2 separate regions of the Homo sapiens genome follow, and region 2 is linked to region 1. A link is a loop called in an ENCODE intact Hi-C map of the cell type or tissue named here. Cell type or tissue: HepG2. All regions are shown on one strand. Each heading gives the region's core, and the rest is flanking DNA. Links, peaks and the distances in the headings are about the cores only. Region 1 holds the start of LINC00574 (long intergenic non-protein coding RNA 574). Region 2 overlaps WDR27 (WD repeat domain 27).

Evidence for each region. A loop is a pair of places that touch in the nucleus more often than their neighbours do. Peaks named below come from ENCODE experiments on the same cell type or tissue, not always from the same donor. Only the 100,000 strongest peaks of a DNase experiment are listed, where the experiment ranks them.
Region 2: a loop joins it to region 1, with 6 times the contacts of the local background. A loop is called at or near these places in 2 of 110 quality-filtered maps.

Annotation. Positions count from the first base shown.
Region 1 is chr6:169,788,638-169,791,548 of GRCh38, reverse strand. It overlaps LINC00242 (long intergenic non-protein coding RNA 242), which reads left to right. Exons shown (of 2, transcript NR_026781.1): 2 at 431-2,759. It overlaps LINC00574 (long intergenic non-protein coding RNA 574), which reads right to left and starts at 1,476. Exons shown (of 3, transcript NR_026780.1): 1 at 1,133-1,476. In HepG2, for the core only: CTCF peaks have their summits at 816, 1,218 (motif pointing left) and 2,272; DNase peaks (open chromatin) are centred at 788, 1,248, 1,488 and 2,280; H3K4me3 peaks cover 2,448 bases.
Region 2 is chr6:169,695,746-169,698,656 of GRCh38, reverse strand. All of the region lies in intron 1 of WDR27 (WD repeat domain 27), which reads left to right. Among named protein-coding and RNA genes, the nearest start is that of WDR27, 4.8 kb to the left of the region's middle. In HepG2, for the core only: a CTCF peak has its summit at 1,345 (motif pointing left); no DNase peak of the experiment used is centred there.

The sequences.
Region 1 (2,911 bases), core at 201-2,700:
TGAGGCACTAGGTGGTGGCATGGCCGTGAGTGGGAGAAAGAGGGTGGATGTTCCAGATGTCCCTGGATCTCTACCAAAGAGAAGATGCAGCGAAAGGACAGCCGTGTTCCTGGTGTCTCCTTTTCCCCTCAGGACAATGAATTACGGGTTTTCTGTGCCTTAGTTTTCTTCCTTTCAAATGCAGTTAATAATACTGTCTCTCAGGGGGTATTCACAGACGTGAACAATTAATGATCGCAAAGTGCTTTGAAAATAAATGAGCTTACTCATAATGGTGGTGTTTGATATTTATAATAATAAGCCTGTGCTGCTGGCTTCGCGAACTATATTCATTGGTACAGAGCTTAGTTTTATGACTGGCTTTTTCAATATTTTAACATAAAATCCTCTTATTTTAAAGTAATCAAATGACCTTCCTGCATTCCTCCAGAGTCTTATTCGGAAAAACTTAAGATTTGATCATAGATCTATTTTAAGAAGTGCCAAGTTAACTGACATCGATGCCATCGTATCTGGAGTCCCTAGGAAATCCAGGGGGGGACAATGAACCGTAGGAAGACTCGGACTCGGGTCTGCCTGTAGCACTCGGAGCCTGCAAGGCAACACAGTTATTGAGTTCTATTAAAATTACTTGGTGTGGCTATAAACCAAACCACACCCCTGTAGCCAATGCGAAGAGCTTCCCGTAAAAGCCGTGCGGTGGGAAGGCCTCTCGCTGTCTCCTCTGCGCGGCAGGCAGACATGGACGACACCGAGGCGTGAATTCAGCCTGCACCTCCTAAAGATGAGCTGTTGAGGGCGATGGCCACAGCAAGTCCGCACCAAGTGCTCTTTAAACATGAGTGTTTCTTTAAACAAAGAACCTTCCCGGCATTGAGGTCTGATTAATGATGCCCCGGCACCTCCTCCCTCACTCAGGGATCACTTCCCTGCGGCGCGTTCCCAGACGCAGGCTTCCCTCACGGAGGCGGGAAGATTTCAGGCGCTGTCTGTTCTTGTCTTTTGTCAGCACGGACAAGGATGGAGACCCCACTGGTCAGGCGAGCCCCGCGGTCCCTGTTCCTCACTTCACCACCTGGGGAAGCCTGATCCCCATCGATTCGCAAAGGAACAAGGAAAGAACACGTTTTACCTGGATGGATGGTCCCCCTCACGGTGGCCTTGGAACCCGCTTCAGCGGGAGAGGCAGCGCCTCACTCACGGCTCCCCCTGGCCGCTGCTTTACCAGGGAGCGCCACCCCGTGCCCCGCCAGAGGAAGTGCAGGCGCCAGCACAGCACGGGCCGAAAGCCACACTGTGGGACCCGCAGCGCAGCTCCAAGAAATCCAAAGTCCATTCACAAGAGGAGCTTCTCCGCCAAATCGTTGAAAAATAAAACGAGAAATGAGTCGCCACCGGTATCCGCTTTAGTCAGCCGTACGAAAACGCAACCCGGTCAGCTGCACTTCTGCTGCCAGCCCTCCTCCAGTCAAGCACCGGCCTCGAGAAGGGCAAAGGGCAGGTAGGAGTTCCGACGCATGCGGCCACGGGGCGGAGTCACAGTTCAGAGGCCTCAGCTGAACCTGAAGTTATCCTAAGCTCGAGCCCCAGAGTGAGGACTCGGGGTCAGGCATCCGATTCCCCATCAGCTCCTTTACTAAAGCTGTGCAGAGAATCCGAGGCTATGAGTGGGGGTGGGGGAAAGATGTACAGGATGCTTTGGTTTCACTCCTGAGATACGAGAACGTCCTCTGAACACACATGCAGATAGCTGGACTTCTAGACAGAGGAAATCCAAATCGTTTCTTTCCTCCCAGCATAAGGGAACGGTCCGGTAAGAGCTGGTGTTTATCGATGCTACGTGCCAGAATGGGGCTGAGCACGGCGCCTCACTGTATCCTAACGTCTAATGAGGCAGGGAATGTCACTGTCACACTCTGCAGACGAGGAAGCCATGCTGTCAGCAGGTACACATCTTGCCACAAAACCAGTAACCTGTGGCACTGAGATCGCACACCGGTCGTCCACTGCCAAGTCCGTGGCCTCCTTCTCTGGGGTTTGCCTGCCTCTTGATGGCGGCCATGCCTCTGTCCTCTCGCAGGGGCTGGCTCTTCCAGTGGTCACTACTTTTTGGTTGCAAGCAGCAGAGATTCCCTGGAGGGCTTGTTGAAAGCACTCACATCAACGGAGCCTCAGAAAGGGAGCTGAGGCCATGCACGGCCCTGCAGTTTCTCCTCAGGCTTTGGTTTGCATCCCTGGCCTGACTTTCCCTCAACAAGTCCTGCTATCTCCACAAGGCGGCCAGCCCAGCCCTGTCCTCACCTTCCAGCCCCAGCTGAGCAGCCCCTCCCCACATCATCTTCAGCTGCTGCCCAGGCTCCGCAGAGCAGGTGTCCACCGCCCATCCAGCCATTGTGTTTAGAGGGCAGAGCGACCTGCCGGGACCTTGACAACACCTGGCCCCACCCACACGTCCTGCAATATTCACTGAGGAATGCACAGCAGCACATATGTGCCTCATGTGTCCTGCTGTGATGCAGCGAGTGGCACACAGCATTATTGTGTCAATCATGTGTCTTGATGTGATGCACTGGTTCAGACAGTATCATGGATGCAGTGTTTCTTTAAAACTGTCAAATTTGAGGAAACAATCTAACAAAAGCCAATTGATGAACATTCTGTAAAGGTGACATAAATACTTCAAAAATGTCTCTGACACAGAAAGAAAAAAAACAAAAAGGGAGCTATTCCAGATTTTAAAAATAAAAGATATAGTAACTAAAAGCAGTTGTGGTGCTTGGATAAAAACAAACAACAGGTATAAATGAAGGTATAAACGATATTATTATACACACTGGGAAAAATTTTATATGGACCATGTATTAGATAATGGTGCTGTGTTATTGTTAAATTTCCTCCATTTGATAACTGA
Region 2 (2,911 bases), core at 105-2,604, 93 kb after region 1:
GAGGCTGGAAATGTGGTCCAGCCATGTTCTTAGTGGCTCCAGGGAAGAAGCAGAAAGAGCTTGGGGAAAACTGCCAGACCACAGAAATAGAAAAATGAATATTTTAACATATAGAAAAATAACTTTTTACACAAATGATTTTAGGGGCCATCTGACCTCTGTTCAATGGGAGGATAGGTTGCACTTCAGTTAGCTGCCCTGGACTCATGTTCTCGACGTGGACACGTGTGTGTATGTGTGTGTGTGTGTCGGTGTGTCCCTGACGATGTTTCTGCCTGCACCAGACCCTCCCTCATCCCTGTCTGTACCACCCTGCCATGGAGCAGGAGAGGCAGGAGAGGTAGGCATTAAAGCCGAGTACACTGAGGCAGAGGTAGGCATTGAAGCCGAATACACTGAGGCAGAGGTAGGCATTGAAGCTGAGAACACTGAGGAACAGAGGTGTTGGGCAGCTGGAGAGGTGGGACATCAGCTCGTGCACACTGGGGCCAGACTGACCCAGAAATTCTGAGTGCAGGCTGGTGCTTCCTCGTCAAGGTGGCTTATGTGTCCTGACAAGGCTTCCTTCCCTCCTTGGCTTCACACCATTGTTTCTGTGAACTCTTCATACTAGTGAGTCATGGTGTTATTTCTTTACTATGCACTCATCAGGAAATGCAAGCACATTCATATTCTGCCTGTAGGGACCAGCCCGCAGGGTCAGTGGGTCTCTCCCCGTGCGCGGGGACGAGTGTAGAAATAAAGACACAAGACAAAGAGATAAAAGACAGCTGGGCCCGGGGGACCACTACCACCAAGTCACGGAGACCGGTAGTGGCCCCAAATGCCAGGCTGCACTGATATTTATTGGATACAAGACAAAGGGGCAGGATAAGGAGAGTGGCCATAGGTAAGGCCATGTGGGTCACGTGTCCACTGGACAGGGGGCCCTTCCCTGCCTGGCAGCCAAGGCAGAGAGAGGAGACAGAGAGAAACAACTTACACCGTTATTTCTGCTTATTAGAGACTTTTAGTACTTTCACTAATTTTGCTACTGCTATCTAGAAGGCAGAGCCAGGTGTACCGGATGGAACCTGAAGGCGGACTAGGAGCGTGACCACTGAAGCACAGCATCACGGAGATGGTTAGGCCTCCGGATTACAGTGGGCGAGCCTGACTGATGTCGGGCCCTCCACAAGAGGTAGAGGAGTAGAGTCTTCTCTAAACTCTCCGGGAGAAAGGGAGATTCCCTTTCCCGGTCTGCTAAGTAGCAGGTGTTTTTCCTTGACACTGAGGCTACCGCTAGACCTCGGTCCACCTGGCAAAGAGCATCTTCCCAGATGCTGGCGTTACCGCTAGACCAAGGAGCCCTCTGGTGGTCCTGTCTGGGCATAACAGAAGGCTCGCACTCTGGTCTTCTGGTCACTCCTCACTATGTCCCCTCAGCTCCTATCTCTGTGTGGCCTGGTTTTTCCTAGGTTATGATTATAGAGCGAGTATTATTATAATATTGGAATAAAGAGTAATTGCTACAAACTAATGATTAATGATATTCATATGTAATCATATCTAAGATCTATATCTGGTATAACCGTTCTGATTTTATATTTTATTATACTGGAACAGCTCGTGTCCTCGGTCTCTTGCCTCGGCACCTGGGTGGCTTGCCGCCCACACTGTCTTTATTTTGGAAATAATTCCAGTGATATCAGACGTTGGGTGTCAGGAGATAGGTTTTTGTTGTTTTTGCTTTTGTTTGTTTTTGAGACAGGGTCTCGCTCTGTCGTGCAGGCTGGAGTGCAGTGGCACAATCTTGGCTCACAACAACCTCCGCCTCCCGGGTTCAAGTGATTCTCCCGCCTCAGCCTTCCAAGTAGCTGGGACTACAGGCACGTGCCACCATGCCCAGCTAATTTTTGTATTTTTAGTAGAGATGGGGCTTCACTATGTTGGCCAGGCTGGTTCTTGAACTCCTGACCTCGTGATCCACCCGCCTCAGCCTCCCAAAGTGCTGGGAATACAGGCGTGAGCCACTGTGCCCGGCGTCTGCTTTTGTTTTTAAGACATGAAGGGGTCCTGTGCTTCAGGCATGGAAGAGGTCTTCAGGTCTTCGGATTGTCTTTCTCCTATGACCGTGGGCTCTCTGACCCCAAACCTTTCACCAAACCCGTTTTGATCGGACAGCTTTTTATATGTGTGCAGGCATACATGTGTGTGCACGTTTGGGTGCATGTGTGGGATTCTTTGTGTGCATGTGTGTATACAGGTGTGAGATTTTGTGTGTGTGCATGCATGTGTGTATGTGATCTCTTGCTTCACAACTGCCCATACCTTAACTTCTTCCTCGTAAGCTTCACTGCGCCATTCTTCCCAAGATCTCCTAGCACCATCTCAACCCTTGGGTCACCCTGGACTCTTGCTGTTGATTGCTTGTTCTAGTCTTACTTCAGGGTTCAGTCCCGATAGGACACAGATCACTGTGTAGACGTATGCAGGGAATTGTCATTTCGTTTCTACAGTTTTCATTTTGTAGGCACTTGTATTCGTTTGTTAATTCTGCTGTGACAAACTAATGCAGATTTGGTGGTTTAAAACAGCGCAAATGGATTATCTTACGGTTCTGGAGGTCACAAATCCAAAATGGGTCTCAAACTGCTAAAATCAGGGTGGCATTGGGGCTGGCTCCTTCCAGAGTCTTTGGGTGAAAACTCCTTTCTGTGCCTTTTCCAGCTTCTAGGGCCACCACAGGCCTCAGCTCCTGGGTCCTTTTTCTGTCTTGAGAGCCGGTAACCACAGCAGGTTGAGTCCTTCTCACAGTGCATCATCATCCCAACTCTTCTCTCTCTAGCTTAGTTAAGGAAAGTATTTAAATTGAATATACCCAGAGAATCCAGGATAATCTCTCTTCTGAAGCCCATCTGATTAGTAACCT